Regions from separate parts of the Homo sapiens genome. Here regions 1, 3 and 4 are each linked to region 2. The links are chromatin contacts, found by Hi-C or POLR2A ChIA-PET in ENCODE. All regions are on one chromosome and are shown on one strand. Each heading gives the region's core, a stretch centred on a gene start or an enhancer-like site at or near the end of the contact. The rest is flanking DNA. Distances are from core to core; before and after follow the strand shown. Region 1 overlaps LOC105377921 (a long non-coding RNA gene). Region 2 overlaps CRYBG1 (crystallin beta-gamma domain containing 1). Region 3 holds the start of HACE1 (HECT domain and ankyrin repeat containing E3 ubiquitin protein ligase 1). Region 4 has its middle 81 kb from the start of PREP.

Evidence for each region. A loop is a pair of places that touch in the nucleus more often than their neighbours do. ChIA-PET counts read pairs that join two places held with the same protein, here RNA polymerase II (POLR2A). Pooled maps may share reads with other maps.
Region 1: a loop to region 2 is called in a map with no recorded cell type, with 8 times the contacts of the local background. The contact joins two enhancer-like sites. A Hi-C loop is called at or near these places in 11 of 37 single-sample maps with no recorded cell type and 3 of 50 pooled maps. POLR2A ChIA-PET finds 5 or more read pairs at or near these places in 1 of 52 experiments (GM12878).
Region 3: a loop to region 2 is called in a map of CD4-positive, alpha-beta T cell, with 7 times the contacts of the local background. The contact joins the promoter of HACE1 here to the enhancer-like site in region 2. A Hi-C loop is called at or near these places in 2 of 168 maps with a recorded cell type or tissue (CD4-positive, alpha-beta T cell and naive thymus-derived CD4-positive, alpha-beta T cell), 1 of 37 single-sample maps with no recorded cell type and 7 of 50 pooled maps. POLR2A ChIA-PET finds 5 or more read pairs at or near these places in 2 of 52 experiments (activated CD8-positive, alpha-beta memory T cell and naive thymus-derived CD4-positive, alpha-beta T cell).
Region 4: a loop to region 2 is called in a map of GM12878, with 8 times the contacts of the local background. The contact joins two enhancer-like sites. A Hi-C loop is called at or near these places in 2 of 168 maps with a recorded cell type or tissue (GM12878 and upper lobe of right lung), 6 of 37 single-sample maps with no recorded cell type and 5 of 50 pooled maps. POLR2A ChIA-PET finds 5 or more read pairs at or near these places in 1 of 52 experiments (T-cell).

Annotation. Positions count from the first base shown.
Region 1 is chr6:105,457,624-105,462,340 of GRCh38, reverse strand. All of the region lies in intron 1 of LOC105377921 (a long non-coding RNA gene), which reads right to left. Among named protein-coding and RNA genes, the nearest start is that of PREP, 57 kb to the right of the region's middle. RefSeq lists enhancers at 2,795-2,854, 2,865-3,134. Within about 2 kb of position 2,325, at least 5 of the 41 ENCODE cell types and tissues checked have a DNase peak (open chromatin) inside an H3K27ac peak, as active enhancers do.
Region 2 is chr6:106,518,526-106,523,167 of GRCh38, reverse strand. It overlaps CRYBG1 (crystallin beta-gamma domain containing 1), which reads right to left. Exons shown (of 22, transcript NM_001371242.2): 4 at 1,715-4,037. Among named protein-coding and RNA genes, the nearest start is that of RTN4IP1, 110 kb to the left of the region's middle. RefSeq lists enhancers at 2,202-2,251, 2,992-3,481, 2,704-3,903. Within about 2 kb of position 3,392, at least 24 of the 41 ENCODE cell types and tissues checked have a DNase peak (open chromatin) inside an H3K27ac peak, as active enhancers do; they include CD4-positive, alpha-beta T cell, where a contact is called at or near this core.
Region 3 is chr6:104,858,351-104,862,900 of GRCh38, reverse strand. It overlaps HACE1 (HECT domain and ankyrin repeat containing E3 ubiquitin protein ligase 1), which reads left to right and starts at 2,982. Exons shown (of 24, transcript NM_020771.4): 1 at 2,982-3,334. The coding sequence starts at 3,259. It also overlaps the pseudogene LOC100422315. RefSeq lists enhancers at 2,893-3,187, 2,802-3,301 and a silencer at 2,924-3,553.
Region 4 is chr6:105,482,290-105,486,660 of GRCh38, reverse strand. No RefSeq gene overlaps it. Among named protein-coding and RNA genes, the nearest start is that of PREP, 81 kb to the right of the region's middle. Within about 2 kb of position 1,865, at least 3 of the 41 ENCODE cell types and tissues checked have a DNase peak (open chromatin) inside an H3K27ac peak, as active enhancers do.

The sequences.
Region 1 (4,717 bases), core at 1,076-3,575, 1.1 Mb after region 2:
AAAGTTGGGTAGATCCATAACACATTTATTTGTATATGTTATATAAAAATAAAATTTTAAAAAACTTATAAGAACTCAATAAAGAAAACAGCAAAACATTTCCATGGGACTTTTAAAAAGACTAATTGATGGAGACATTATGGCCTCTCCTAAATGGACCTATTCTCTCTAAGTTAATCTATAAAAGAAAGAATTGTTGATACAGCAAAAGGTTGAATTAATCGCCAGATAATTATGCTAAGCAGAAAAAAACAATCAAAAGTGTTATATACTATATGATTCATTTCTATAATATTCTTGAAATGGCTAAATTATAGAAATGTAGAACAGATTAGTGGTTACAAGTGGTTAAGAAGGTGGGTGGGGGCAGGAGGGAATTGGATGTGACTATAAAGGGCAGCAAACAAGAGGGATCCTTGTGGGGCAGAGATGTTCTGTATCTTAACTGTACCAGTGTCAACATCCTGGTTCACATCGTTCTATAGTTTTGCAAGATGTTATCACTGGGGGAAACTAGGTAAGGGGTACACAGGATCTCACTGTATAATTTGTTACAACCGTATGTGAATCTACAGTTATCTCTAAATTAAAACTTTAATTTTGAAAAAGTGAAGCAATTACTTAACCACTGGGGGAAAAATGAAATCATATCCCTATTTCAAACTTGACATCAAAACTAATTCCAGGAGTTTGAAGAGTTGAATATAAAAACAGCTCATATCTACCATATGTTGGGCAATTTCTACGTGCCAAGTATATTCATAGAATGGGAGAGTTCCCCAATCCCCTTGGAGAAATTGCAATAAGGGTGTGGCTCATTTGCTCGGGTCACCATGCACTGAAATGCCTTATGGGAGGGGTAGCATGCAGACGGGCAGGTGCAGGAGTCAGGGCAAGCGTTTTTGGGCTCTGGCCCCATGGTAGCATCTAAGGGTGTGTTACAATTAATATTCTTTTAGCAGTTGCCATCCACGGACAGCTGAGTGTTAAACCAGCTTAGCGGAGGGTCAGGGTGACAGCCTTTTACACCCTGCCCTCTGCCCTCTTGGTACTCGACTCCTTATCCAGCATCCAGAAAGAATCAGGTCACATGGACTTGAAGAATGGTGAATGTGAGGATTTTACTGAGTGATGGGGGTGGCTCTCAGTGGGATGGATGGGGAGCTGGAAAGGGGATGGAGTGGGAAGATAATCCTCCCCTGGAGTTTGGCTGTCCTGTGACCAATCTCCTCTCTGTTCCCAGCCGAACTCCTCTCGACATTCAGACGCTCTTTCTGTTCTTTCCTTCTCTGCTGTGCCACTCTGCCACTGTTTTGCTCCTTTGCTCTTCTGCTTGTGGAGCCTGGGGTTTGGGGTTTATATAGGTACAGGATGGGGGGGTGTGGCAGGCCAAAAGGCAACATTTGGACACAAAAACAGGAATGCCCATTCCCATTTAGGGCCACAGGTTTCCAGGCTTGAGGGTGGTGCCTTTGCCGAGGAACCACCCTCTTCTACCCAGTATTTCCCTGCCTCCTGTCCATGTCATTCATATATATTCTCATGTTATTCTTCCAAGAAATTTGTGATAGAGGTATTATTATCCACATTTTAACAAAGAGGAATATTAGTTCTTTTCCTAAATTTGCACATTAAAAAAGAAAAATCTACACATAAAAGAGAAATAATACACAGCAATGTGTTAACCTTGATTTGGATGAATAAGAGTCTAAGTGTTTTGAGATTTTTCTTCTGTAATTATTTATATGCACTGGGTTTTTCTATAATGAACATGCTTTCTTTTTAAAAAAAATTTTAAGATTATGCGAAAATAAAGGAAGGAATTTTTATCGGGGACAGGAACAAGTCAGTAGGAAGTATGGCTCACACAGCACAACACACAAACCCAGGTTAATATAAACTATGTTCTGATAATTGCATCTAATTACAAGGGAGAGCTAAGCACTAATAATGTTTAAGGTGGACGTTTTTAAAATAACAATTAGCAATTACAAAGGAGAAATTTGGCAACATTTGAGAAATGACTGAATGGAATAAATATAACATTTCTTAAAAGGTGATTTTATAATTACTAATTACTTTTGCTCCAATTTCAATCTACTTGGAAAAAAAAAAAAAGATGGGCAGTCCTGAAGCCACAGGACTGCTGTAGTTGTCCAGGCAAAGAGTAACCAGAACCTGAATTGGGGGATAGGAAGGAAGGGGCAGAGATCAGAAAAGTTAAGAAGGAAGTGAATAAGACTGGTGATTCATTAGCAATAAAGAACAATGGGCAGAGAAAAGCCAGAGTGTGATGTAAGAGACAAAAACAACATTGGCTAGTCTTGGTTTTGCCACAATCCAGTTGTAGATCCTCAGGACAGATATTTAATGCTCTCTTAGCTTTGTTTTCCTCATCCCTACAATGAATGTGTTCCTCTATAACTTCTCAGGTCCCTCCAAGATCTAACGTTTTGAGGCTGAGTGACCAGAATGATGAAGGTAACATGAACAGAAGTCCCACAGAGGAACCTGATCCCAATTTCTGGGATTTAGATGATTCTGTTGAAGCTGTTTGACCTTGGACAAATTACTTAACCCTTCTGTGTGTCCATTTCCATTATAAAATGGTAATAATAATAATAATACTGCCTACCTCGTAGAGTTGTCCTACATAAACCTATAGGGGGGTGCCTAGCATATCATTAAGTCTCAACAGATGTGAACAACCAACAAAAATGCCATCTGTTCTTAAAACTGATCACAACTATGCCTCACGGTTTCATCAGAGAGACTCTCTAGACAACAAAACTTTTGTCATAAAATCCAACTTTTATGACATCCCCTCATATATATTATAGGAGCAGATGTTGGATGTTTATAGAAATGTGACATGTAGGATTTTGAGTAGCTGAGTCACTAGACTTTCAGAGTTGAAGCCTTCAGATACTACGTCCTAGAGTGAGTGCTCGTTGTCACGTCCACTCTTCCTAGCCCAGCACCATCACATCCTAATATTTGTCATAGGTATTACCCCAAAGCAACAGAACATGAAGATCTGAGTCATTATGAAAAAATAAGTGTTGATCCAGCTGCCGTAACTGTCAGAAACAAACCACTCTGAGCACAACGGATGCCAGTGCACCAGATTGTGAGGGTGTGTGACTGACCTCCCAGTCAGTCCTTGGCTCCGTTGCCGTCACTTAAAGGATTTGCAACAAGAACATGGCGATATGGCACATTTATGCACGTATGTGCTTCCCTCCCTGCCCAAGCCTGTTCTCACCTGAATCTCATAATAGGGATGGCAGTTCAAATAACGTCTGCCAACCAAAAAAAAAAAAAATAGTAATTATTTGCCTGGGACTCCAGGAGGAAAACTAAGTACAAGAGTGTCAAACTTCAGGGGAGAGGATACCAGTGAAGAAACATTATTAGAACATATGTCTTGACACTAAAATTATAGGAAACATCTATGCAAAAGATGCAGAGAAATTTTTGCTATTATCATTTAAGATTCCATTGAGTGAATTTTGTAAAACTTGTGATTTCAGAGCCAACTTTCAATTTCAACTCACATAAAGCTGCATGAATCAGGCACTCTCTAGGTCACCATCTAGAACAATGCTAAGGGTACTTTCCAGTGTAAAGTCAGGGTAATTCTCTTCTATCCAGTTCCCTCAACTTCACTTTAATGGCCACCAAAATTGCTGGTATGGAAATTCCTATAATGTAAGGGGAAAATGGCGGTTAAATGATTATTCCTTTGTTTCTCTCTATAGTGGTAAAAATATTTTTGTTTTATCTCTGGCTTAACATTTTTTTCATCTTTGTCAACATTATATACTGACTAGGCAGAATGTTTATATCAAACCTTAGAGTCTCTGGTTTGCAGGTTCATAAATGAAGAAAGTGACTCTGTTTGTTTTTCCTGATCACCTGAACACAAAACAGCCCTATCAGCCTCAGGAGCTAAAACCCAACTATCATGAGCTCATCCCTTACACCTTGAACATTTGATCTTGTAACACATTGCAAGTTCTCATCATCTATCCTTTTGTCTACAGGCATTAGTAGAGATGATCTGTAGTTTTGGTTTTTTCCTTTTTTTTTTTTTTTTCTGCTGACAAAGCTGTGGAGAGGAGGGTGGGTGTTGAAGAAGCTGCTGAAGAAGCACTAGCAGTTTGTCCTTAAACTCAAAAATTTCAGTGGTGCCTACAGCTCTTCCAGTAATTTTTAAAGGGCCTATTTCCCTGAGTTAAATCCTTTTCTTCTTCAAATACCTGGAGGTATTTCTATTTCCAGTTCTGAACATAGACTGATAGTTAATACCATTGGTCTAGGACAATGACCCTTAGGGATGGTCCCGACACACCATTTACAAAGCGAATTGGTTTTTCTGAGGTATAAAAATACACATTGAAATTGGTTTTCTGGCTACCTTACTTTTACTAAGCTGAGTTCTTTTTATTGGTGTTTTTGTTATTCCTGCTCTCCTAATTATTGAAAAATCAGTGAATAAACATAAACAGCACAGCCAGGAATTCTTGGCTCATGCAAAGGGATTTTTCTTAATGCTCATTTTATCATCTACTAAATAATTGAAGGGATGATGATATTCATGAATCTTGGTGGGATCGTGGAAGCATTTGAATGAGAGCTATAAAACTAGTGATAAAATGTTTACTGATGGTATATAATTTGCCTAGACTTTACAGAACACCGCAAGTTGTCACTT
Region 2 (4,642 bases), core at 2,143-4,642:
AACTATTTTCATAATAAGAAGAGGTCACCTGCCTTTTTCATCTCTGTCTCAAATGTCCAGCGGAGTACAAGGCTCCATGATGTGTGATGACATCGTTGCTCTGAGCACTGGTGCAGTGTGCACTTCTACTTTCTGGTGTTTTACAATTTTCTCAGCAATTATTTATAATATAATAAATTCTGATAGGCAGAACCCATACAAACAAAAGCTCGTTGGGGTTCTCAATCATTTTTAAACATAAAGGGTCCTAACACCAAACATCTGAAACCCAAACTTTATGAAAGTTTATGAAATCACATGAAAAAGGGATCTGCACCTCTGCTGGAAACCCAACCATATATTTTGAAAGAGCTTGCAACATCACATTCTCTGACAGGATTGTAGTAAAAGCCAATACAATACATTGAACCATGCTGCAGTACCCTGTACAGACGAGGAAAGGTGCAAGGTATTTTCTGCCTAGATAAACTGTGTTGGATTGAGGTCCACACTTGCCAGACAGCCGGGTTCACAGGATGGACCACCAGAATACAAACCCTACTCAGGTTTCTAGCCTGGCAGAGCTGATCACTAAACATATATTCCACCTTCCTCTCTCATAGTCCTTTCTCACCTTAAATAAGCTTGGTAACAAAAAGGCGCAATTCACATCAAAAACCGAGTAAAGTAAACATCTTCTGAAGTGAGATAAAAGAAGATGCAGAAATCAAAATTATTCCCCAAAATCATGTTTTGCTGTCTTCTCTCTAATATTTAAGAAAAGATCCAATGAAAACCAAAATTCTTTATTCCCCACAGCTTTGCAGGGTAAAAAAAATATTTCCCTAATGAAAACTAATTCCCAATAAAGACAAAATACTGTCTCAATTGCATAGGATAAACACCTATTGCTACTTATGGGAACAAAGAGTGAATCTCACAGAGAGAAGGATTAAGAAAAAGTTTCCCTGGCTGGGGACTTCCCAAATAGAGGAAGCTCCTTCACAAATCTTCAAAATTCTAAGTATAGCACTGAGCATTTTTACATAGAATAGGTAAGAAAAAGCAACTCATCTGTCTCTGAACTCTAAAAGCTTACCTATACCTTTCATAATACAACATATAAATTCACATGTGCCTTAAAAGATTTATTGCCAGCCAGTCAGGATGGCTCACACCTGTAATCGCAACACTCTGGGAGGCCGAGGCAGATGGATCACGAGGTCAGGAGTTCGAGACCAGCCCAGCCAATATGGTAAAACCCCCGTATTTGTATTTTCAGTCTTTACTAAAAATACAAAAATTAGCCAGGCGTGGTGGCACGCGCCTGCATTCCCTGCTACTAGGGAAGCCGAGGCAGAAGAATCGCTTGAACCCAGGAGGTGGAGGTTGCAGTGAGCTGAGATTGCACCACTGCACTCCAGCCTGGGCGACAGAGCGAGACTCTGTCTCAAAAAAAAAAAAAAAAAAAAAAAAAGATCATGTGCCTTAGAGCATTTGTAGCTTTATCTCCCTGCAAGACTACAGATGCCTTCAGTGAAGACTCTTAGTACATTTTTTTCTTGCACTCTAACGGTCCCTTGTACATTGCAGGTTTTCAAATATGTGATGAATGAATAAAAACTATAGCACATAAGCTTAACCATTTCTAAAAGAATAACATGAGTTGCTCATCATCCTTCTCTTCCCTTGCTTTAAAAATACCCCAAATAAATAATAACACATTGCTACTTACCATTGTGTCTGATAATGACATTCCAGAAAAAGAAATGCTTGGGTCATACCGGCTTGATTTGAAAAGACCCATGAAGTCGGTGTCACTGTTTGCACAGTTTGGCAAGTTTGATTTAATAACACTTTCAATATGATTAGCCTTTTCCATATCATCATTCTTCAGTTTTGACAATTCAGAAAATTTAGTTTCTGGCAAGTGTAGGTTGCTTCGTGAATCCAGATCTTCTTTGGTTTTCTCTTTTTGCGGGTATTTTTCCATGTGGCTTGGACTTTTCAAACTGGAGTGTGATGTACTTGACGAGTTGAAATTGAAGACCTTTAAGGAGTTGTCGGGCAGAAGATTTGACTGTTCTTTGTTCAAACCACAGGGCGGGGCACCCTCAGTCGTGGGCTGTGACACTGAAGACTGAGATAGGGAACCGTTCTGAGAAGTACTGAAAGCCGTGGTCATAGTGTTGACTGATGTCACAGAAGGAGAAAAGATTTTGTCTTGTGGTAAAGAAGATAACAAGCTTGAGAAAAGTGCACTTTTTTCTAGTCTCGATCTCTTAATGCCACCATTTGTGACGTCCCTGTTCTCTTTGTCATTGATTTCCGGCATCACCAGAGGCTCACTGTTCCCATTAGTGTTGGTGTGCAGGGACTTGAAGAGGACGCTCTGTTCAGCAGATGCACGTTTGGGTCTCAGTTTGGATTTTGTGTCAAGGTTCTGCATCAAATGTAAAGCCGGTGACATTTCTGGCTGACTTTCCTTCTTCTTCCCCAAACCAAAGGTAAACACTTTGGGATCAAACACCTTTTCTAAATGGTCTTCGTGAATAGGAGGCATGGCAAAGTGAGGAGCAGGAGAGTTTGGCATCCTGGCCTTCTTTCTTTTCATGGGCATACAAACTGCGCTATCCATCTGTTTTATAATTTCAGTGAATTTTTCCATATCAGAAGAAGAATCAAATACACTATCATCACTACCAGCAGAAATGTTCAAAAGGCTGGCAGGGCTATCCTGGCCATTTGTAACAGTCTGATCTGGCCTTTGAGGAGTGGCTAAGTGATTTCCGCTGCTGGGAGAGTTGGTGGGACTGGATTCAGCCATCAGGGGTGTTCTGCTGCCCTGACTTTGAGCCTGAATAGGCAGAGTTTTCTCTGATGCTGGCGGTATGACTTGTGGGCCAGATTTTGCCGCGAGCTCTGCTGTGCAATGAGAGTGTTCATTGCCCAGTACTTCCTCTTGTGGGGGAGCACAACTTGCAACGGAAACCACTTCAGGTTCATTACTGTGACAAGTTGGCAACTGCACTTCTCTAACTTCAGAGCTCTCTGGGATGACCTGGGAGCTCACATCCTGGGTGCTCTCCACGGGGAGCACGAAGGACCTGACCTGGACGAGGACTCTGGATGGACACTCACTTCCCACAGCTTCTGGACTACGCTCTGTGGACAAAGGAGGGGTTGTTTCTCCTCCAAGTTCTAAAAGTGGCATTTTCTCATTGTTCTGACGAGACACAGGCAAAACACATCCTTTATGGTTTTCTGACACTTTTAGATCAGTGCATGGGAAACTGCTTATGGGTGATTGAACACATGTGTCTTTGGGAACATCCCCAGGAGCGGGTGCAGACAGTGAAAGAGAAGGCCCAGGAGATGACTCAGCAGGGGACTGTGAGTCAGAAAATGTATGCTGTGGCTTTGGCATGGCCGTTGGAGGTAAATCTTTGGTATCCACAGTGGTGGGGATGTCTTGTGCTGTATCGGTTACATTTTCAAGTACAAGGCTTTTGCTGTCTGCAGCCTCTGAGTCCTCCTTCTCTAAGAGCTTATGATCCTTGACAGGAATCAGAGCAGAAGCCACTGGTTCTGAAAGGCAGCCAGCATCTGTTTGTACATCTGCTTTATCATCTTGGTTAGGCTGAGGACCAAGAGCTTGATTCTCAGAAGAGTCTCCATTCATTCCTCTGGTTGCTGGCAGAATCTCTTCTTCCGAGACGGTAACTTTGGTTTCTATAGCAGTTTCCTTAACCAGCACACCATTCTGGGGACTGTTTGGCATTACTTTCTTTTCAGGTTGCTCCATTTCTTTGGCTTTTTTGGCTAAATTCAGCTTTGCCCTCCCAACAAACGTTTTACTAGAGGCAGGAGTATTCCTTTGGCCTCGAATGTCAGTGTGTCTTGGGCTACTGTTTGTCCGTTTGTTTTCAAATAAGGAGATTTTGGTGGCAGTGTTGCCTTTGTGAACTGGCTGGCTAAATGGATTGTGCTCATTTCCCAAACTGTCAAGATTCTTAGGGGTTTTAAGATTTAGTTCCACATGTTTGGGCTTGGCAGGGCTGTGAGGAAAAAGCAGGAAGATAAAGTTATTGACCTAGTTTTAAAAAGTGAACACACAAACCAATTAATTATAAAACTATGAAAAGCCAACATCTCCCTGATATATAACATTTGGAGTGTGGTGTGTGTGTGTGTGTATGTGTGTGTGTGTGTGCGCACACATGTGTTTTTAAGACAAGGTCTTGCTCTGTCGCCAAGACTGGAGTACAGCAGTGTGATCATAGATTGCTGCAGCCTCGAACTCCTGGGCTCAGGCAATCCTCCTGCTTCAGCCTCCCAGGTAGCTGGGACTACAGGCACATATCACACACCCAACTAATTTTTTTATTTTTATTTTTTTGTAGAATGGGGTCTATGTCACCCAGGCTGGTCTCAAACTCCTGGCTTCAAGCAATCCTCCCATCTTGGCCTCCCCAAGTGCTGGGATTACAGGCATGAGCCACCATTCTCTGCCACATTTGTTTTTTAATGAAACTATTTTTAAATAGTCCTAAGTACACTACCAACTATTTTTAATGGGTGTTTTGCTTGCATATGAGGGATCGGAAGATTATATAGCCAAGAAACTCTAGGGATGAGGGATGAACTAATTTATTGAGTACGT
Region 3 (4,550 bases), core at 1,733-4,232, 1.7 Mb after region 2:
CAAGTACAAATTGCGATCCAGGATATTTTGAGTCAGTGTTGAGAAGCTTGCCTTACTGCATTTCCCGTACAGTTTATAAAGCGTAAAGATGAAGTACTTTGGCCTTTTTTCATGATTGTCTGTTATACATTAATTTTTTTAGGGAAACTATTTAAGCTGATTTGTCTATAGCTGATTGGCTTAGTTTCACTGAATCATGCTGACAAGGATATAAACCTTGCGTTTTGTGTTTATTATTACAGATGGTGTTTTGGGGAAATGAGGATGATGAGTTTTGGTTTGTGGTTATACACAGTTGGACTTGGGTATATCTAAACTGTGGCCTCCATTTTTATTTTTCTTTAACACACTATCTAAGACCTCTATGTTTTAGAGTAAACATTGAGTTTACTCTGTTTATATTTTCTGTGACCATGGATATATTTAGATTTATTTCTACTGCTACTTTATGTTTTGTTTTTATGACCATTTTTCTTTGCTTCCCACCCATTTCCTGCCTTTTGTTGAACAGATTGTTTTTCTCTTCTCTTTCCCTTAATGCTTGGGAATCTTCAATAAAACCAATTTCCAGGAAGAAAAAAATACCAGATATACAAAAAAGAAAGTTGAAACTGTCTGGGCCACAGAAGAACCTGGGTTATCATTAGTGAAAAACTCTACGCTTTTGTTAATGGAACTTATGATACAAAGTGCCCTTTTGAAACTTCCACTTGATGTTTTTGGTGTTGGTGACAGGTGAGAAAATCTACTCTTTAGCTAATAATAATCTATAAGAAGCTGTTTAGCTGTTTTGGTGTTCTCCTGGGCAGCTTTCTTCTTGGTGTGATAAGTTGCCCTGTCTAATACGGTAACCACAAGGCACATACAGCTATTTAACTTAATTAGTTTCATTACTTATACTTTAATACAAATTTAAAATTCAGTTGCACCAGCCACATTTCAAGCACCCAGTAACCCCATTTGGTTAGTGGATGCTATTTTGGACATTGCAGATTATAGAATATTTCTATCATTGCAGAAAGTTCTGTTGGACAGGAGGTGATAAGCTGATAGTAGTACTGCAGCTTTATACATTTTGAAGCAGAGCTATTGGGAGACGGCATCATATTGCAGAATTTGGAACTGACAATTCACATCAGCATTACCTGTTCCATTATCTTCTGCTCCTGTGGTGAACAGTGACCAGCATGAGATGCAATGCCCACCATGGAGGCTGCTGGGGGCTCCTACCCCTGCCCACAAACTCCAGGCTTGGTCCTCACAGGACGTTGGAGGTAATTTATATGGAGCAACAGCCTAGAGAGCAATGGTGATAACAGCAGCTGAGAGAAGCTGAGGGGCCAACTTCTGTACAGCAGTGGGAATCCTGACTTTTTGAATAGCATAAGAGGCCAAGCAAGACTGGAACATTTTTAGTTGAAGCCAGGTTGCAAATGGTTGAGCCTGGGCTAGACTGGTCCATAACGTCTGGTATTTCTTTCTTCCTTTCCTTTTTTTTTGAGACAGGGTCTCGCTCTGTCACCCAGGCTGGAGTGCAATGGCAGGATCTCAGCTCACTGCAGCCTCTGTCTCTCGGGTTCAAGCGATTCTCCTGCCTAAGCCTCCCGAGTAGCTGGGATTTCAGAGGCACACCACCACGCCCGGCTAATTTTTGTATATACATATTTTTAGTAGAGACAGGGTTTTACCATGTTGGCCAGGCTGGTCTCAAACTCCTGACCTCAAGTGATCCGCCTGCCTTGGCCTCACAAAGTGCTGGGATTACAGGCATGAGCCACTGCGCCCAGCCTCTGGTATTCTTTTGAAACTTTGACCTCTACCACCTTGTTGCCAGACTGGTTTAGGTATCATCTGATTAGGTGAAGATTACAGAGGTCTTCCCCGTGCCTGTGGCACCACTGGCACAAATGGTCACTAGCTGGAACTGATTTAGGACGGCACTGGCAGGGAAAACACATGCCAACCACCATCTGCCCCTTCATATCCTGAATGGGCAGGTGAGACTCTCTTTCACTTGGCCAGCCAACATACATCATCAACGTACATGTGCCCATTCATTTCAGGAACAGCTTTGTCTCTTTGAGGAAGAGAAGCTGAAAAAGACAAGCCTTTTGTTTCTCCCTCACTCCAGCATCATCTTGGCACTGGTAATATATCCAAGATATATTGGTGTTAGCCAGGCTCACATTTACCCCTTTGATTGGGTTAATTTTTTGAAGTTCCAACTTCTGTTGTTTCAAGTGTTCAACTTCTGTGCAGAGCTTATGAATATGATTTTTCGCCACTGAGTTCATTTCTTCCACAATGTAGGTATCCAAATTTTTTGTAACTTACAAAGTCAAATCCTTTGGATTTCCCACTAGGCTGTGTCATCACATAGACACTTTAGCATTGTACCAAATAAATGAAAAAATTTTTTCAGGTTGTCATCATTCATATCTTCCCCAGAGCTTTAACTTTGTGCTAGGTGCCTTGTTAAGTACAGGGATACAACACAGTTCAAGATTAAATGTCCCTGCCCTCATAAAGCCGCCCGGCAGGAAAAACAACTAATTAAGCTATTGTCAAGTTATTTACAATGAAGACAAAAGCACAATATGCTTTTGGATTTGTTTGATTTTATTACTCTTTAAGTTTGACATATGAAAATACCATACTTAAAACAGTTCATGTAGGGTACCTGAAACAAAGGCACTAATACAGTACTAGAAAGGTGGTGACGGATTTAAGAACAATTGTGCCAATTTCTAATCTGTTTTATAGTAAAGTTATAGAATTGGAGGAAACTGCTCCTGTACAACTTTGGAGGAGGGTAGGAGGAGCAGGGCGTGAGAATGCCTTTCCAGAAGCTTAGGAGTACGCCCAGTCGCTGCGTGGCTTCCCGCATACTCAGCCCTGCGCCCGCGTTGGCGTGGCCTGGGCGCCCCCAACGTGACTCCGCCCAGGGCGCTCCGTTCTGCCAGCTGGAAACTACAGTTCCCAGAAGGCCACGCGAGCCCGGGAGGGACGCGGCGGCGGGGGCTGCAGGAAAGGCGCGAGCAGAGGCGGCGGCGGGTGTACTGTAGGTGGTCGGTCCGGCAGCAGCCCGGCCCCCGGACGCAGGACGTGGCCCCAGGCAGCCCTCGCAGCTCAGTGCTCTAGCCGGGGCAAGCCCGCGTCTCCGCCTGCTGGACGGGCCCAGGCGAGATGTAGGGCTCTGGGCGCGGAGGCCGCCGGTGGGGCGGCTGATCGCGGAGGATCGCGGAGGGCGCGCCGAGGATGGAGAGAGCGATGGAGCAACTCAACCGCCTGACGCGCTCGCTGCGCCGCGCGCGCACCGTGGAGTTGCCCGAGGGTGAGCCGGGTCGCGGGGCCAGGCTGGCCGCGGGGCTGGGGGCGGCCAGTGGGGCAGGAGCTCCGGCCGCGTCAAGGTCGGGTGGAAAAACTAACTGAAAGCTGAGAAAACGCCCACTTTTACTTTCCAGAGCTGAGAGGCGGCCCCGGGCCCCGAACTCCCCTGGCCCGACGCTCCCACCCCGGCAGGTGGGAGTTTTCGGGAGGAAACTGGGTTGGTGGGGGTTCCGCTGCTGGGAGGAGCGAGACAAAGGTCTCGCAACGTCTGTCGATTAGGGGTCTTGGCAAAGGGGCAGGAATACCAGCCGGAGGCCCGAGACCCGGAGTCAGAAAACATCATAATTGCGGGTCATTTAACAGTAGCTGGGGATAGAGATGATCCAAAGATACTGTTTACTTTAAGCTGCATCGGGGGGCCAGGCGGGCTTTTATTTTTGTTATTTTTTAAAATGTGGGGCACTGCCTTGTTTTGATAACAGGCAAACAAAGGGTTGTCAAACATCAAACAGGTACTCTTAAAGTACTGTATGGGTAAACACAATATATTTTTCTTTAATATGCATGCCTGCCTTCATTCTTCATTTATTCATCAGACTAGTATTGAGTGGGCTAGCTGGTAACTAGGACGCATCTGCAAAGAGGAATAAGGCATGGTCCCTGAGGATCAGGACTTTTAGTTCAGCGTGCCAGGGTTCCCTCAGGACAGGTAAAACTCTGCTAATAACAAGGAGAGAAAATAAGCAGTTTTGTTTGCAGCGTCAGGAATTCAGACATTTTAGTGGTGATGGGAGACAGCAGTGCTGCTTCTAAGAAGCTTTTGGCTCTTTATGCCCAAGTGAGAGAAGGGTTGGGAGGAGGTTGTAGCTGGTGAATAGCTTTTTTCTTAATTGTAGTAGTTTATCTTACTTTTTCAAAACTCTCTTTGAATTGCTGCTGGGTGGTTTGTAGGATAGGGAAGGAGACCTTGGCAGACGGTCATGAAAGAAATGTGGGATTGGGTACTTTGGCGATAATTTTCTTTCCTTTCTTTTATAGAGATGAGGTCTCACTATGTTCCCCAGGCTGGTCTTGAACTCCTGGGCTCAAGTGATCCGCACCCTGCTCCCCCCAAAGTGTTGGGATTACAGATGTGAGCCACCGCGCCTGGCCTGGGGATAATCTTCTTGAAAAAATGGTCTCTAGTCTCTATTTAGAATTCAGATTTTGGTAACTAGATT
Region 4 (4,371 bases), core at 616-3,115, 1.0 Mb after region 2:
TCCCTCTGTATCAATGCAAAGCATTATCTCTGTCCCAGAAGAGTATTTGCGGTAAAAAGAAACACTGAAATCAGAATAGAAATAGTCATAGCAGGAGTCAGGTGCGGTGGCTCATGCCTGTAGTCCCAGCACTTTGGGAGGTTGAGACAAGAGGATCACTTGAGGCCAGGAGTTCAAGACCAGCCTGGGCAGCACAGCATGACCCTGTCCCTACAAAACAATTAAATATTTGTTTAAATAAAAATTTTAAAAAATATTAACAGAAGGACGGAACTTGACTCGTGCAGGTATACAACTAAGGGTTTGGCTACACATGCACAGGCCTGCTGTCAATGTGTTATTAACATTTAGAGCTGAAATAATACAACTTAGAATCATCTTAATGAAAATACCAGAGCCAACCTCTGCAGCTGCTTATAACATAGTCACCTTGCCTCAGGACCAATTTCTCCCCTGAACTCTTATTAATCTTCAACATTCAAGATAGAAGATTTAATGTTCTCTCTGGATTGTTCAGAGATTTATGACACCTATAGAAATGTTCATAAAATTTGAGGCTATGCAAGCCTTTTGGCATCTGTCTCATTGTTATCGGAACCATAAAAGTCATCACCATCTTGTCCACAGCCAGTCTTTTCTTCCTAGATAATCCGGGGAAAAATAAAGTTGCCTCTGAGTCTCTGAGTATCTGCTTGAAGCAGGCTCTGTTGTCAGGTGTGTGTGTGTATGTGTGTGTGTGTGTGTTGAAGGAATAGTGGTGTCATATCAGGGAAGGGAGAGAGAGAATAGCAGATCAACCTGTATGTGTTTGAGGACTTAAAGGGGAATTTTGAGAAATTGTTTCTAGAGCAACTCATTTTATCTGTCAAAAGGATGCTGCAGTATGTACGTCGCTCACTTCAGCCTGGTTCTCTGGCCCAGCCTACCCAGGAGTGGTAGTCTCCGGAGTGTACACAGAGAAGGGAAGCAGGTGCTTCAACTCCCCCAGCATCTGGTTTAGATGACCACAATGCTGAGAACACCTGCAGCCTGCATTTCAGCCAAGTCTGGCCTCCCATTGTATTCGATTGGACTTTCTGCCTTGAGCAAGAAAAAGGAATTGTTTATCAGATTTGCCAAAGGATCTCCGGGGAGGTGGAGAAAGACAGGATAAACAAACCTACAACAAGCAAGGGTAAGCAAAGCACTGGGAGACTTGGATTATTTGTGACTGTCCGAGGTAATCTTTCAACCTGACACAAAGTAAGTAAAAGCTGAGAGAGAGAAGCAAATGTTAGCATGGACCAAGTCAGTTTCCCAGCGGTTCATGAGGGAACCGATATTAGATCATCTTGTCCAAACTCTGGTCCTAGGCTGACACAGAAATCAAATTCTCAAGACTGGAAAGACTTTCAATCAAACAACAAGGGTTTAAAAGATGACTGTCCTAGAAAAATCTTACAAAGAAGATGGTCTTACCACTTGCGTAGCAAATGTTCCATTGCGCACTTTATAATTTCATATTTTGTAATAACTACGCAATGGGTAAGCTGGTTACCTGCAAATCATATCAAAAGCGATAATCTTGGTTTTACTTCTCTAACCAATGTAAGCAAAGCAAGCACGTCTGATATAGCGATATAATACAACTTCATGGTTGGTATATAGGAACAAAAATTAAATTAACGCGCTTATTTCCAGGGCCTCAGAAAATAGTTTAGCGGTATCATATATTGTGTTTTCTTAGTAAATAATTCTGCAGGAACCCCTTCTTTTTCTTTCCTTTGTATAGAGCCCCAACTAGTGGAATATTGGAAAACTGCACTTAAAGAGAAAACATTTAAATAGGAGATGACCACAGGTCTCTCTTCCTCAGGTTAAGAGCCAGTAAGATCGTACAGACACTGCTCATTTTGGGGTGTGGAGATATGGACAAGGCGCTGAATTAAAAGGGGAGGGGTGTGTGAAACTGGCTTATACTTAGCTCCTCACAGGCATAAAGGGCAAACTCGTACTGATGAAAACAAGTGCAATCTCTGGCATTTGAAATGAGTCAATGGGCTATATCTATCACTAGTTTGAGAAAGGAAAATATTTATTGAGTTCAGAACTTATCTTCTTGAAGATATCTTTTCCAAAGAAAGAGGAAGATATCCTGTGACACAAGATTGTATATGTTGGAGGAAAGAGACCTGGTTTCACAAATTAGATGAGAAGGCAGTTGGCAACATTGTCCCACTGGTGCAGAACAGAACAGAACAGGTAACACTGTGCCTGTGCTGGGGTCGGTGAGAAGGAAGGGAGAAAGCAGGTGGAGGCAGCAAAGTGAAGGGAAGGACTCCCACACAAACAACTAAGAGTCAAATATAGACACCTGGAGAAGTGATTTATGACACAGATTTTCCTGAAGGAATGAAATCTTAGGGGTTCTCGGGCTTTTAACTTTGTTCCTTTCTTTGTTTGTTACCTCTCCATTTCAAGGAATCTCATGCTTGTAGATTTTTTTAGGAGTCTTGGCTCCCTTGCCAAAAAGCACCAATAAAATGCAGGCAGCCTGGAAAGGTTATAAAAATGCAAGATGAATTCATCAATCAGACAAGGTCTTGTCTGTACGTGCAACAGGGGGTTCACAGACAGGCTTCAGGGACTTGGTGGAGCTCCCTAACAAGATGTGTAACTTCTGTGTGTGTGCATTCTTCTGGATTTTATAGCTTTTATCAGATTCTCAAAGGGGCCTGTAACCCAAAAGAAGAATAAGGAATATAACTGTATAGAAATCTGCACACAGACCAAAAAAAAAGCAAAACTCACACTCACATTTTAATGGATGCCCCTCAGAATGATCCCAGACTCCATGAAATTCTGCTCTTAGAGAAGCCAAACAGAGATATCAGATTATTTCAGTACATCATGAGTCAGACTGTAGCCTTCTCTTTTATCATGCAATGACTCTTTGAACAGAGAGCTGCAAGACGTTTTTTGTTGCATTTTGCACTGCTGTGATGGCATAGGGCACCCTTCTCAAACCTCAACGTGCTGTCCTTGAGCAGGTTCCAAGCTGATTAACCTCCATTAACCAGCTTTCTTCACCGTGCATTAAACAAACAAGATGAATTACGCTCAAAGATCCAAAAGCAGCAGCAATCATTTTTGTTAGTTTTTCTTAATAGATTAAGCAGTGGAAAATAGAAAAAAAAAATGCTGAACTTTGGGACTTGAAGACTTACTCAGCACATTTGGTTGTTATCAAAATTAAATCATGAAAGCAGAGTTTTTTATACCACTTCATGTTTGTGGTGGTTATTAAATAAACTCTCCAGTTTTTCATTTCTTTTGAAAGGGGATTTGTTTAAATACTACTTATTTGAAGATTATTAAGTCTCCAGAGTTCAGGGATAACCAGGGCGATAATGCCATGGTGATGCTATCTAACTTCTTTTATGGCATCAGCTTTCCCATAGATTTTATTCAACAAATGACTTGGTTGTGAAGAAAAGCTGTTTATTAATCTGTCTGTCTTAGCCTTCACCTCCCAACCAGACAGTTAATCGTCCAAGGGGAGTTTGAGGGATAACTAGAGAACACACATCATCTATAAGTAATCCCCTCGTCAGATGGCATGTGGTCCAATGTCACTATGATTTTCCTTCTGAGCTGTTAACTCCCATTCTTCCTGCCTCAGAGAGGCATAAATGTGTTTTTAAAATTCATGAAAAACAAGATGTGTAGCTAATCTAAGAAATAATGTAAAACTTGCCTGCATTGGAGGAGGGGAGTGGGGGGGGGGGCCTTCTGTTGCTTTTGAGACTATAAGGAATTTATGTGATTGGTCGATGTCTTTGTGTCCTTATTGGAATGATTAGACAGGTCTTCAGGAAAACAGTTTTCAAAAACTGAGGTTTGGCATTTTTTGGTTTTTTAATTTGACTCCCTACCCAAGACCATTTTTAAAAAGTATTTCAAATATAACCACAAACTGTTCAACCAACTGAAAATGAAAGTAGGCCACTTAGAGGTTTTTGTCTAAACTAAAGCAAAATGTCTTGAGCTAATAATTTTAACCATTGGGAGTTTGCTGGTCATAAAAGCAGTTACTTTGGAATTAAGAAATAATAATTTTAAGTATTACATCAGAATTTGTAATTTTTCTTTTACGGGATATACAGATTATAGTTGGTTTTGGGTCTTTTGGGTTTTTTTTTTTTTTTCTTTCCTTCCCCTTAGGACTAAACTGACCTTCCTGAGCAGTGAAACCCCAGACTTGGACTTGGGCCAGCTGCCTTTCAGCACATCATTAAGAACTTGTGGAGATGCTGTTTAAATGTGAATTTTCCAGCACTCCTTCACCAGACAGATAGACAGTGCTAAAGCAGTCGGGGCATGTTTGACACA